Regions from separate parts of the Homo sapiens genome. Here region 2 is linked to region 1. Evidence: read pairs that join two places in POLR2A ChIA-PET (ENCODE). Cell type or tissue: Panc1. All regions are shown on one strand. Links, peaks and the distances in the headings refer to the core of each region. The heading gives the core; the rest is flanking DNA.

The links. Peaks named below come from ENCODE experiments on the same cell type or tissue, not always from the same donor. Only the 100,000 strongest peaks of a DNase experiment are listed, where the experiment ranks them.
Region 2: POLR2A ChIA-PET joins it to region 1 with 10 read pairs; 2 of 35 experiments call an interaction of 5 or more read pairs at or near these places.

The regions. Positions count from the first base shown.
Region 1 is chr17:4,151,455-4,159,028 of GRCh38, forward strand. CYB5D2 (cytochrome b5 domain containing 2) reads left to right here. Exons shown (of 4, transcript NM_144611.4): 3 at 3,220-3,406; 4 at 5,412-6,243. The coding sequence ends at 5,628. It overlaps LOC124903898 (a long non-coding RNA gene), which reads right to left and starts at 4,739. Exons shown (of 3, transcript XR_007065581.1): 1 at 4,493-4,739; 2 at 3,836-3,970; 3 at 3,383-3,469. In Panc1, for the core only: no CTCF peak of the experiment used is centred there; no DNase peak of the experiment used is centred there; H3K27ac peaks cover 46 bases.
Region 2 is chr17:4,533,088-4,538,087 of GRCh38, forward strand. It overlaps SPNS2 (SPNS lysolipid transporter 2, sphingosine-1-phosphate), which reads left to right. Exons shown (of 13, transcript NM_001124758.3): 7 at 1-42; 8 at 156-345; 9 at 701-766; 10 at 2,989-3,087; 11 at 3,176-3,339; 12 at 3,813-3,859; 13 at 4,366-5,000. The coding sequence ends at 3,855. Among named protein-coding and RNA genes, the nearest start is that of MYBBP1A, 20 kb to the right of the region's middle. In Panc1, for the core only: no CTCF peak of the experiment used is centred there; no DNase peak of the experiment used is centred there; H3K27ac peaks cover 557 bases.

The DNA.
Region 1 (7,574 bases), core at 1,100-6,099:
TGGGCGGATCACCACCTGAGGTCAGGAGTTCAAGACCAGCCTGGCCAACATGGTGAAACCCTGTCTCTATTAAAATACAAAAATTAGCCGGGCATGATGGCAGGTGCCTGTAATCCCAGCTACTCAGGAGGCTGAGACGGGAGAATTGCTTAAACCTGGAAGACGGAGGTTGCAGTGAGCCAAGATCGCACCACTACACTCCAGCCTGGGTGGCTGAGTGAGACTCTGTCTCAAAAAAAAAGAAAAAAAAGAAAAAGAATAAGAATGGAGTCCAGACCGGTGGCTCATGCCTGTAATCCCAGCACTTTGGGAGGCTGAGGTGGTCGGATCAGTTGAGGTCAGGAGTTCAAGACCAGCCTGACCAACATGGCAAAACCATGTCTCTACTATAAATACAAAAAATTAGCTGGGTGTGGTGGGACACACCTGTAATCCCAGCTACTCAGGAGGCTGAAGCATGAGAATCACTTGAACCTGGAAGGCAGAGGTTGCGATAAGCCGAGATCACATCACTGCATTCCAGCCTGGGCAACGGAGTGAGACCCTGTCTCAAAAAAAAAAAAAAAAGAACAGAGTCCTGTAAATGGGCAAAGAATGCCAGGCCAAATACTTCATACTAAGATTTGGGAGCACACTGGAAGTGTTCGGATGCGTTTGGTGTGACAAGTGAGCTGGTCTTGTTTGAATGATGTATAATGTGTTGAGGATGGGGTGGGGCATGTGGCGGGAAATGCCTCAGAAGGATTTTAGTTGATGTCAGGATCTTATTGAATACCTACTACTCATAAGTTACGGGTTCCATCCTCAGGGGGACCAGGGATGAATTGAGTCCAGTTCCTGCCCCTGTTAGCTCATTCTGTAGGATAGGGGCCATGTTAGGCTCTTTCAGGTTACCAGAAACCCTCAGGATACATCAGTGGATGAAGGTTTATTGTAAGGGTACATACTGAAGTGAGGACAGCCAGGAAGCCATCTTGGCAGCCAACATGGCCAGGCCTCAAGGGAAAACAAGATGGCCTTGGTTATGCTGTGGATACAGGATTGGCTTGGAGATGCAGCCACTGGTGATCACCATTCTCATGACACAGATTCTAGAACTCTTCCTCTGTTGCCTCTGCTACTACTGTCCTCTCTTTGGGTCTCATGTCAGAAACTCACCAAAGACAGGCTTGTCACCATATAACACAGACACCCCAACCCCCGTAGTGGGAAATTCTGTGCCAGGCCAACTCATAGACTGCAGGCCTGTGACTCGGGCCCTGATTCCTTTCTTTATTCATCTAATAAGTATTTAAAATGAATGCTCTATGCTAAGCTGTTTTATTTATTTATATATTTTTTCAGATGGAGTCTTGCTTTGTCACCCAGGCTGGAGTGCAGTGGCACGACTGCAGCTCACTGCAACCTCCAACTTCTAGGTTCAAGCAGTTCTCCTGCCTCAGCCTCCTGGGTAGCTGGGATTACAGGCATGCACCACCACGCCCAGCAAATTTTTGTATTTTTAGTAGAGACAGGGTTTCACCATGTTGGCCTGGCTGGTCTCGAACCCCTGACCTCAAGTGATCTGCCCGCCTCAGCCTCCCAAAGTGCTGGGATTACAGGTGTGAGCCGCTGCGCCTGGCGCTAAGCTGTTCTGAGTACTGCGCCTCACTAGTAGAGAGAGCCATCATAGACAAGTAAACAGATTGAACAACTCCACATAGGACCATGCATCAAACTGTGATGTAATACGTTTGGGAGCTTTGGCTCCTTTAGAGCACATGCTCAGGAGTGGCTTCTTGGAGAAAATGACCGTTAAGCTGAGACCGGCAGGTGAGTGGGAGGCAGCCACACCGAGACCTGAGGAGAGTGTGCTGGGTCAGGGAAGAGCGGTGCGAAGGTGGGGAGTGGGGAAGCACAGCCAAGACACAGAAAGGAAGCCAGTGTGCTGGAGCCCCCCGTGAACGAGGGGGGACGTAGCTTGTAAGAGGCTGAAGAAGCAAATCAGTTAAATGGTTACAGGGCCTTAGAGGCCTTGATAAGAAATTTGCATTTTTGTCTGCTTTAAGAAGCCATTGAAGGGTTTTAATCAGGCATCGGAGAGCCATGGTAGGATTCATGTTTTTAAAAGATCCCCTAGTTGTTTTATGGACAGAGAACTCTAGGAGGGCATGAGCTGACCAGAGAGCAGTTAGGAGGCCACTGCCACAGTCCGTGGTTTGGAGGAGGGTGATGGCAGTGGGAATGGAAAGGAGTGAACAGAATCAGGATCTGTTCAGAGGTAGGACTGACGAGGTTTTCTGATGGATCCGATCAGACAGCAAGGAAGGGAGTATGATGTGGATGTAGAGGAGGAGGAGTCAGGCTCCTAATGCAGGTCACAGGCTAGAGGCAACACGGATTTGGGAAAGTCAGGGAGGGCGTTGGACTTGGGAGACGAGCTGAATCTCAGATGCGCTGAACATACGCGCCACTAGAATCGAAGGTAAAGCTAGTTCTTAGGGGTTGCTCCCTCTTCGGTCGCACCTCCCTCAAGTGCTTCCTTTCTGCTTCTCTTGCCTTGTGGCAGGTGCTGCCTCTGAAGGGCATTTGCACCTCAGGACTGGGCTACATTAGGACCCTGGGCTGAGAGAACTGACCTGTTTTTCCTTCTGGCCTATAGGCTGGTGGACCACTTGCTGGCTGCTGCCATAGCTTAGACTTTTACAAATTCTGACAGGCATTTTAAAGCCGGGCACAGTGTGACTTACACCTGTACCCCCATCTACTCAACAAGCTGAGGTGGGAGGATTGCTTGAGCCCAGAAGTTCAAGACTAGCCTGGTCAACAGAGTGAGACCCCATCTCTATTATAATAAACATTTAAAAAATGTTAGCCAATAAGCCATTCATTCATCAAACATTAATTGAATACCCAGCGTGTGCTCCAAGCACATGGAAGCATGGAGAAATGAATCACACATGGCTGTGCCCTCAGGGAAGCCTTGTCTGGAAGTGAGAGAGGTTTGATGGTTTCTGTGCTGAAGGGCTCTGCAGCTAGAAGAGGGATGCAGCTGTGTGGGGGCTTGTAGGGTGCTAAGAGGTTGGTGTGCAAGGCACCAGGAGTGCCTGCAGTAGAAGTTCTTATTAAACGCGCACCAGCAGGACTGAAGTCAGAAACCCTGGGAACTTGTGCCTTCCCACACCTGCCTCAGCAGCTGAGTATTCACTCTCACTCACATCTGCCTTCCTGTCATCACAGGGAGGGTGACAGGACGGTTCTACGGAGAGGATGGGCTGCCCACCCCGGCACTGACCCAGGTAGAAGCTGCGATCACCAGAGGCTTGGAGGCCAACAAACTACAGCTGCAAGAGAAGCAGACATTCCCGCCGTGCAACGCGGAGTGGAGCTCAGCCAGGGGCAGCCGGCTCTGGTGCTCCCAGAAGAGGTAAGCAGGCTCCCCTTCTTCTCCTTTCTGCCTGTCCCAAATCCAACTCCTAGGCCATCCTGCCTGCAGTATTCAGTGAATTCAGGAATTGATTGTTAACCCTGGGGAGCTTTTTCAAAATACTGATAATAATTCTCAACTTTGGCTGCATATTAGATCTTCTGGGGAATTGCCGAAATTACGGATGGTCAGACCTCACTCCACTCAACTGAATGGGTTGAGACTTGGACTTGAGGCCTGGGCATCTTTTTATTTTTTCCGAATTCTCCAAAGATCCTGCTGACACAACCTTGACCCGGGAATGAGAAGGCACAAGCAGGATTTCTTGCTTTCTTTGGCCTGCTCAGCCACCCACGGGCTTTGGTTTCCTGTTTGACAGCACAAATCATGCCTATCTATAGGAGAGGGACGAGGAGGTGGGGAGGGTACCTGCAGTGATGGCTTCAACTGCTGTCTTAAAAACAGGTGAGGCGGGCATGGTGGCTTGTGGGCCACACCTGTGGTCCTGGCTACTTGGGAGACTGAGGCAGGCAGGTCGCTTGAGCTCAGGAGTTGGAGTCCAGCCTGGGCAACATAACAAAAAAACAGTAACAAACAAAAAAAACCACTGCAAATTCGGAGTTCTCAGCCTTAAATGAGCGGAGCAAGGGCAAAGGTAGCAGGAAGGAAAGCTCCTTCTTTCCTGGCCGCTAGCTTTGAAGAGACAGCTTCTCCAGTGTCATCTCAAGAAAGAGGGGACTGTGAGAACCTGGCCTGCTCACTTTATGGAGAGAAGCTAAGATAGGCGTGGGCCTTCCTGTGACACAGGCCTGAATGCAGGTAGCCTCAGAGAGCACTGGTCTCTGAGACTCCAGGAGGAGGAGACTCCAGGAGGCCTGCGTGCGTTCAGATGCTTGACTTTGCTTCCTTGGGCCCTGCCTCCTTTTCCCTCCCCACAGCCTTCCCCTGTGTCTCCTGAACCTCTTCTTGCTTTCATGACTGAGTAGTTCAGGCTCTGCCTTCCCCACAAAACCCTTCCAGGGCCACCCTAGTGAACTGCGGGGCCCTATCCCTGTGCCTCAGCTCAGTTTGTTGTCTTCTGTTCACCTGTGTGTGTCCCATTAGACTGAGAGGAACAAGTGCCGAAGGCAGGGACAAGGTGTGGAGTACAGATCCCCAATGATGGGATGGAGGCTGGGTAGAAGAGGGAGGCGTTTGGGTGACAGCCTTGTTCTTGGTAAGCTAGAAGTAGGATGTTTTCTCGCTGGGGGCAGTTTCTCTGACAGCAGGCACCGGAAGCTGTCTGAGGCGTCAGTTCCAAGAACCTCAGTTTCTTTCTTGCAAGGCCTCTGAGTCCATCAGAGACTGAGCCCAGTGCCCTGAGGTGGGCAAGGCCCCTGCCCAAGATAGGAGGGTGCTCAGGTTGTTGGGCCACAGCTGAATCCTCCGTGTCTGAAGCCTAGTGCCATCAAGGACTGGACCTGTGGGGCACAGGACAGCTTGCAGCTACACTCTATGCCAAGGGCTTCCCAGAGAAGGCCGACCCAGGTGGCCAAGGGCCAGGGCCCAATTGCCCACCCCCAGCCAAGTGCCCCAGAGAAGAAGGTGAAGACCCTGACCTGCGCTGGGTTGTAGTGGGGAAGGAAGAGGACAGTCGCACCCAGACACTGCTTCTGAGAAGCTCACAGGCCAGCAGGGGAAGCCCTTTCACAGCTGTTGCCACCAGTGCAGGAACGTGGTGCTGCCTCCTAAGAAGGGGCAGGGCAGGGGCTGGGGAGCACAGTGAAAGGAACCATGGACTGTGCCCTTGGCCTGGGGAAGGTGGTGGTGGCCCTGCAGGGGAAGCTGGAGGATGTTAGGAGAGAGCATGAAGGCTCAGGGGCTGAGCGCTGTAGCCTGCTGCCTTGGGAAACACTCTGGTAGGCTTCTACTTTTCAGAAGGCCTGGCTCTCTGCTTCCTGCTCTCCCCTTCCCAGAGACTCATGAGTTCTCACATTTAAGAAGTCCTCTTTCCGTCTATCCTTAGTGGAGGTGTGAGCAGAGACTGGATTGGCGTCCCCAGGAAGCTGTATAAGCCAGGTGCTAAGGAGCCCCGCTGCGTGTGTGTGAGAACCACCGGCCCCCCTAGTGGCCAGATGCCGGACAACCCTCCACACAGAAATCGTGGGGACCTGGACCACCCAAACTTGGCAGAGTACACAGGCTGCCCACCGCTAGCCATCACATGCTCCTTTCCACTCTAAGCCGTAGCCTCTTCTGTTAATAACACACAGAGAGCTCTGCCAAGCACCTGAGTAGGCCCTTGACACTTGTGTGCCCTGGGATGCCTCCTGGCGCGAATCAGGAGGGTCTGGAAGGACTCTGGCTATATTCTGCAAATGTGGCTCATGCCCCTTACCGTGGCTCGGCGTTGTGGTGCCTGAGGGACAGCCGGCCACCTGCCCAGTACTGGTCAGCTTTTCAACACTATTCCCTTTGACCTACTGGCCATCTTCCTCACAGCCCTCAGATATCAACGGGCACAAATAAGACCAACTCAATTTCCACTTGAATTTACAACCAAAAGCCTGCTGAGTTGATTACAGCTGGGCCAATACAGTACGAGGCAATAACAAATTAGTGTGGGTTGATTCTGGAATTGGAAAAGCTTTTGCTTGTATGGATACAGCAAATCCAGATGTCTCTGAACAAAGCAACAATTTAAAGCAACGACATTTTCTGTCCTTTAAGCACTTAAAATCAGGTGTGGTGTGTTTTCAAAGGCAGAAGTCTGCATTTTGAGCAAAAGGTGGCTTCCCAGCTCTAACAAGGTAACTGGTTAGCATGACATTAAAGCTTGGGCAAGGCTTCAAACTTAAGGTGGCTGGGCTTGCTGCTTGTCCAGTGGTTTGTATGTCCAGCGTCATCTGGCAATGTCATACCTGTTACCTCTTGACTACTTGTGAAGGTAGATGGGGGCAAGGAGTGTTCCTACTTCAGACAGAGAAGTGGGACCAGCACTACCACAGACAGCGCCACGGCCTCTGTGCATCGCCTCATCAGAGCTTCCACCCAGCTCCCTTTGCCGCTCAGTCTCACCCTCAACATCCACCAGCTTCCTCCCTCTCTGTCACTGTCTCCTTTTTCTCCATCATTCATTTCACTAAATCGCTTTCCAGATTCACAGACTAGAAAATGGAGGCTGCCTCCCCTTCACTGGCAGACCCGTACTCACTGCCCCTGTCCCCTTCACTGGCAGACCCGTGCTCACTGCCCCTGTCCCCTCACTGGCAGACCCGTGCTCACTGCCCCTGTCCCCTCACTGGCAGACCCGGGCTTATTGCCCCTATGGCCACAGCTGTTCCTTACACTTGGGCTCTGGCTCATGGCTCCTTTTGCCTGCCCCCGCCATCCTCCTCACCTGCCCCTCTTGTACCTTTAACCTCTCCCCGTCTCCTGGATCTTCCCCCAGGTATGCATCAAACAGCTCACTTCTCTCACATCATAAACATTCCCTCAACTCCAGTTTTGGCTTATACTCACTAGCTTTGCTTTTCAGCTCCATTTGCTCTAAAAATCAGGAGAAATTCTGCATTGGCACATTCCGTGGTCACATCCAGTTCTTACCTAGGCTTTGTCACTCTGGATACTGTGGACCGTGGGGTCCTCCATGAAACCCTCGCTGGGCTTTATCCTGCTTCCCTTTTTGCCTCTGCCCATTCCTTCTTAATTGCCTTGAGAACCCCGTTTTGCCTCCACAAACCCCTTCCCATTGGCTCCTCTCACTCCAAATCCGACAGTTACTTAGACCGTCAAACCTGCACGTCTACTCCAGGCAGCTTTGCAGAGCATTTCACCTTCCCCTCCCATGCTGCTTCTAGTTCTCCAAGGGAATGGCACCACCAGCTACACGCAGAGTCAGCATCCGAGCAGCCGTCCACACTCCATCCTCCCTTCCCTCCTCCTAACCCGCCTGCAGGTCCTGGGACCTCTGCCTCCCTCATTCTCTCCCTTTCCTTCCCTCTTATCTGTCCCTAGTACTCTTCCTCTGGCCTAGGCTGTCATTTCTCACTTGGATTACTGAAGGATCCTAACTGTACTCCCTCCCTCCAATCCCTCCTCCACACTGCTGGGAGCCGTCTTTCTTTCTTTCTTTCTTTCTTTTTTTTTTTTTGAGATGGAGTCTTGCTCTTTTGCCCAGGCTGGAGTA
Region 2 (5,000 bases), core at 1-5,000, 380 kb after region 1:
AGCAGAGACGTGCAACAGCCCGCCCTGTGGGGCCAAGGACAGGTGGGGCCCCGCGGGGTGGGCCCAGGGCTGGTGAGGGACCTCGGACAGGAGAGCCCCTCAGCCTTAGCCCTGAGCCGCCTCAACTCGTGCGCCACCATCCTCTGTCCCCACAGCCTCATCTTTGGGGCCATCACCTGCTTTACGGGATTTCTGGGCGTGGTCACGGGGGCAGGAGCCACGCGCTGGTGCCGCCTGAAGACCCAGCGGGCCGACCCACTGGTGTGTGCCGTGGGCATGCTGGGCTCTGCCATCTTCATCTGCCTGATCTTCGTGGCTGCCAAGAGCAGCATCGTAGGAGCCTATGTGAGTGCAGCGGGGGTCAAGGGTGCTGGGGGAGCTGGGCCTGGGCCGCGGGAGGGTCTGGAACAGGACATTCGGTCTGACTTACTGGATGTTCCCTTCCCTCGGGGAGGCTCCTATTCTCTGGCTGCCCCTGCTCATCCCCAGCCTGGCCACACACAGCCTGTCCAGGGCCTCTGGGTGCCTCAGGGCCGTGGGCATGGCTTGAAGTCTCTGGATAGCCCATGAATGGATGTGGGCCCGGGAGGGGTGTGAGGTTTTGTGGGCTCCCTGCCAGCAGCCAGTGTGTAGGGAACAGAGACTGTGGTTGCTGCGGATGGAGGGACCGCTGATGGTGGCTTTGCCTTCTCCCCGGCAGATCTGTATCTTCGTCGGGGAGACGCTGCTGTTTTCTAACTGGGCCATCACTGCAGACATCCTCATGGTGAGCCAGGCAGGCCGAGGTCACCTTGTGCTGCTGACCCAGGCCTCTTGACCTCACAGGGGTGCCTGGGGAGGGCGGGTGAAGGGGCGGGAGAGCTGGTAGGAAGGCAGGCCTGCCAGGAACGTGAACCCAGAGGCAGGGAGGGGATCAGAGAGTTTGGGGTCTGCCTCTGGCCAGGGCTGGAAAACAGGGTTGGGCAGGCAGACAGAGCACCATGTGGAGACTGAGGGGGAGGGGGCATCTCGAGGCTCAGGTTAGTGGCTGGGAGGCTGGCGGTGCCAGGCTGGCACTGAGGTGGCGCTGCCTGCCCGCCCTCCTCCCCCCGCTGGGTCTGAGCATCCATAGGCTCTGCCCTCTCTACTCAGCCTGGCTCCCAGGCGTGCCTGCGGCTGGGGCTGGGCGGACAGAGGCTGTCTTCACAGGGCCAACAATGGGCTCTAGCCCAGCCAGCTGGGGACAAAGGGCTGTCTTGAGCGGCCAGCAGGGGCTTGTGTCCCTGGGTGGGGATGGGAGCACCCTGGGAGGAGCCAGGAGTGGAGCTAGGAGTTCATGGCCCTCTGGGCGTGGCAGGGGTGAGTGTGACACTTGGTCCTGTGCCCAAGGGTCAGCCTGGCCAGGGTCAGGAGGGGACAGGAGAGAGTGTCTGGGAGGTGTCAGGGCAGGCTCTGGGGCAGAGAGGAAGGACTCGGGTGGATTCTCAGGGTGCCCGGGTTTGGGTGCCCCAGCATGGGACAGCCCGGGAGATGAGTGTGCCAGGCACTGCGGCCCCTGCACTTCGGGAAGCCTGCCTTACCCCACCCTGAGCCTCCGGGCGTATCCGCTTCCCCCTGGGGTGGCTCTGTGTCCTCCCGAGTCCATGGGCTGCGGTGGTGGTGGGGAGGCCTGGCGCAGTTCAGAGCCTCAGCACGGAGCCAGGCGGTGGCAGGGGTGCGCCAGGGTCACTGCACAGGCCCAGAGTGAAGGGAGGAGTCCGTGCAGATTAAGTGCTCTTGGTGCTGGGCAGGACCCCCTCTCCTGCCTCCACCCCCAGGGAGCGCCTGACAGCTGCCGGCAGGGTCAGGGTCCCGGGGAAATCGCGTCCCGGTTTATTAAGTGTAACAGTTTATTCCTGCTGGAAACAGGGCCACTCGTTTCATCAGATTCAGGCCCTTTTCCACCCGCCCCCCACCTCTCCCGCAACGGGGTGCCCCGTGGGTGCTGGTTGCTTGCACACAATGCCCACTAAGGCTGGCACTCCAAAGAGGCGAGGCAGCTGGAGCTCGGGGAACAGGGGCTGCCTGGGCACCCACAGAGCTGGCTGTGCCTGTCCCGCCCCCACCCCAGCCCCTCCTGTCTGACTCTGGCCTGCCCAGCTTTGAAGCCAACCTCCTGTAGGTTGGGGCCTGCTTGGTCTGATGGGGGTCTGGGGCCCAGCAGTGCCGGCATTTGGTGCTGAGGGTGCCCGCGGGTGCGAGCGGAGGCTCTTGCAGGCAGGGGCCTGCCTCACCAGCTCCTGTCCCAGGCCAGTCGAGGCCTGGCTTGGTCCTCAGGGAGGGGAACCAAGATGGGTCTTTAGCTTGATGGGAGGTGAGGACAAATGGCTGTGGCGGGGGTTCAGGTTCCCTCGGGAACATGTGCCTCTCTAGACCTCAGTGTCCCCGTGACCCAGGTCCAAGGGCAGAAGCCAAGGCACCCTGGTCTCAGGAATGGAGCAGGAGCCGCGCTGGAGAGGCAGCAGCATGGCCGTTCCTGATGGCTCGGGTACTCCGAGGCTCGGAGGGCTCTGGGCTAATGGCCTCTAGTGACTGGCGCCTGGGCAACCCCCAAAGTATCATTCCTTAACTGCATGTAGCTGGGAGGGAGGTGAAGATTCCAATTTCAGAGGGGTGTGCTGGGGGCACAGCAGGTTTGAGGCCAATGACGCTTTCAGTATGGGGCAGGTCGCAGTGGTCTGGGTTGGAGGTGTGGAAGCCCCTGGGGTGAGGGTGACTGCAGCTGTGTGTGGGTGGGAGGGGCTCAGGGAGGAGAAGGGTGACTGGCAGGAGAGAAGCAGCCAGGCTGGTGGGGTGGGCAGTAGAGGGGACTGTGGGGAGGAGGGCAGGGCCCAGGGGAGAGAGGTGTCAAGACGTAGGGCAGGAGTGAGTCTGAGGGTGTGGGGGCTTCAGAAGTGCCACGGCCCGGGGCCAGGGCCAAGCGCGTGAGCCTTTCTCCTCTGGCCGCTGACCTGCCCGCCTGTTCCGCAGTACGTGGTCATCCCCACGCGGCGCGCCACTGCCGTGGCCTTGCAGAGCTTCACCTCCCACCTGCTGGGGGACGCCGGGAGCCCCTACCTCATTGGCTTTGTGAGTAGCCCCGGGGTGGGGCTGGCCAGGGCAGGCTGGGGGACTGCAGGAGGGCTCTGCCCTGACATCCACCCCCAAATCCTCGCAGATCTCAGACCTGATCCGCCAGAGCACTAAGGACTCCCCGCTCTGGGAGTTCCTGAGCCTGGGCTACGCGCTCATGCTCTGCCCTTTCGTCGTGGTCCTGGGCGGCATGTTCTTCCTCGCCACTGCGCTCTTCTTCGTCAGCGACCGCGCCAGGGCTGAGCAGCAGTGAGTGGGGGGGAGGGGAGGCCCTGCTGCACCGCCGGGAAGCAGGGACCGTGATAGCCACCGTGAGCCCTGCCCTGGGGTGGGGCGGGGAGGGTACAGACCTCCCATGCACTCAGTGCACCCACTGGTTGCTGGGGTCCAGCCCTGAGGCCCAGTGCCAGGGTCAGCCTGGAGCTGTGGGAGGCCACGGGGGTGTCTGGTGGATCCAGACTTGGGTTTGTCTCTGGACTTAGTGGTTTTCAAAGCTGGGGCCCCTCCCCTTCCTCTTACTTTCTGACTTCTTTCTCCTTTCCTCTTTACTCCTCTCTCTCTCCTCTCCCCACCCCTGGGCTCTCCCATCTCCCCCTGGGGCTGACGAGGTCCCTGCCCAGCACCTCCGGTCAGCTGGCCCCCACGACACGATGTGCCAGAGCAGTGCCCGGGCCCGGCCCCCGCTGATGCACCACCCTGACCCCCGCCCGTCTCTCCCCCAGGGTGAACCAGCTGGCGATGCCGCCCGCATCTGTGAAAGTCTGAGGTGGTGAGTGCAGGCCGGGAGGCACGTGGGGGCTCCCTAAGGAAAGGGGAAGGCCAGGGTTAGGCAACAGGGAGCACTTTTCCTCCAGAGTCACCTCCTACCCCAGCACATCCCACCAACTCTGGGCTTTGTCTCTGAAGATGTTGCCAGAATTTACTGATGGAGCCATGGGTGGGACAGCAGGCTGCTCCTTCCAGTAAATTAGCTCCCCTTTCCTTCCTTTCAAGGGCTGGGTGGGGCCTCGCATAGATCAGGGCCAGGACTGGCCAGGAACTCCTCACTCTGTCCGGACTTCTGTTCTCCCAAATCCTCCTGGATGTACCAGGGCCTGACTCCTTGGCCCTTCCCTCTGGGAGTTATAGCTTCCCAGCAGCACGAGACCCAGGGTCACAGCTGCAGGTCCAGGAGAAGGCTTGCGTCTCCAAACAGCAAGAAAAGGGAAGGAGGGAGGGCAGCCTTGGCACAGGCCCCACTAAGCCCCACTGCTGACCTGACACCCCTTTCCCCAGGTGCCATTGGGACAATGAAGAACCCACACTCCCACCTCGTCTGGGAGGTGTCCTACAGCGTCCGGGACCGGCTGGGCTGCCCCAAAGCTTTCTGTGTGATCCACGGCTAGGCACCCACCCTCTCTGGCCCAGGCCTGCTGAGTGGCCCTGGCATCAAGAAGAGGCTGTGTCCTCAGTTACCCTGGAAGGATGTGTGTGTTGGAGCCACACGGTTGGACAGGTTCCCAGCCCTAGGTTTGGGCCGCAGGGCCCCTGGGGCCAAGGAAGAAGACAGCCCCAAGTGGGTGTCCGGGGAGAGCCTGGCCTGCCACCAGCTTATGTGATCTTGGGCAAGTCCCTGCCCTCCCTGGAACGAAGGGCCAGGGGGCTGGACTTTCCCACACAACTTGCTGGGCAAAGCACGATCTGCAGCTTTGAAGACTCAACAGACCCTGGACCATACGGAGAGCAGGTGGCCCAGGCCTCAGGGCGGCAGTCCCGGCTTTGAGGCTCACGCGAGGGCCTGGTATGCAGGGACCACTGCTCAGCTGGGCCTCGGACCTTGGGGATATTGGACGCAACCTGGCAAATGAAGCTGGGCGCCCAAGTCTCTGGGTACTCCCTGGAGGACACTGTCTCACTGTCTCGGGTTGGCT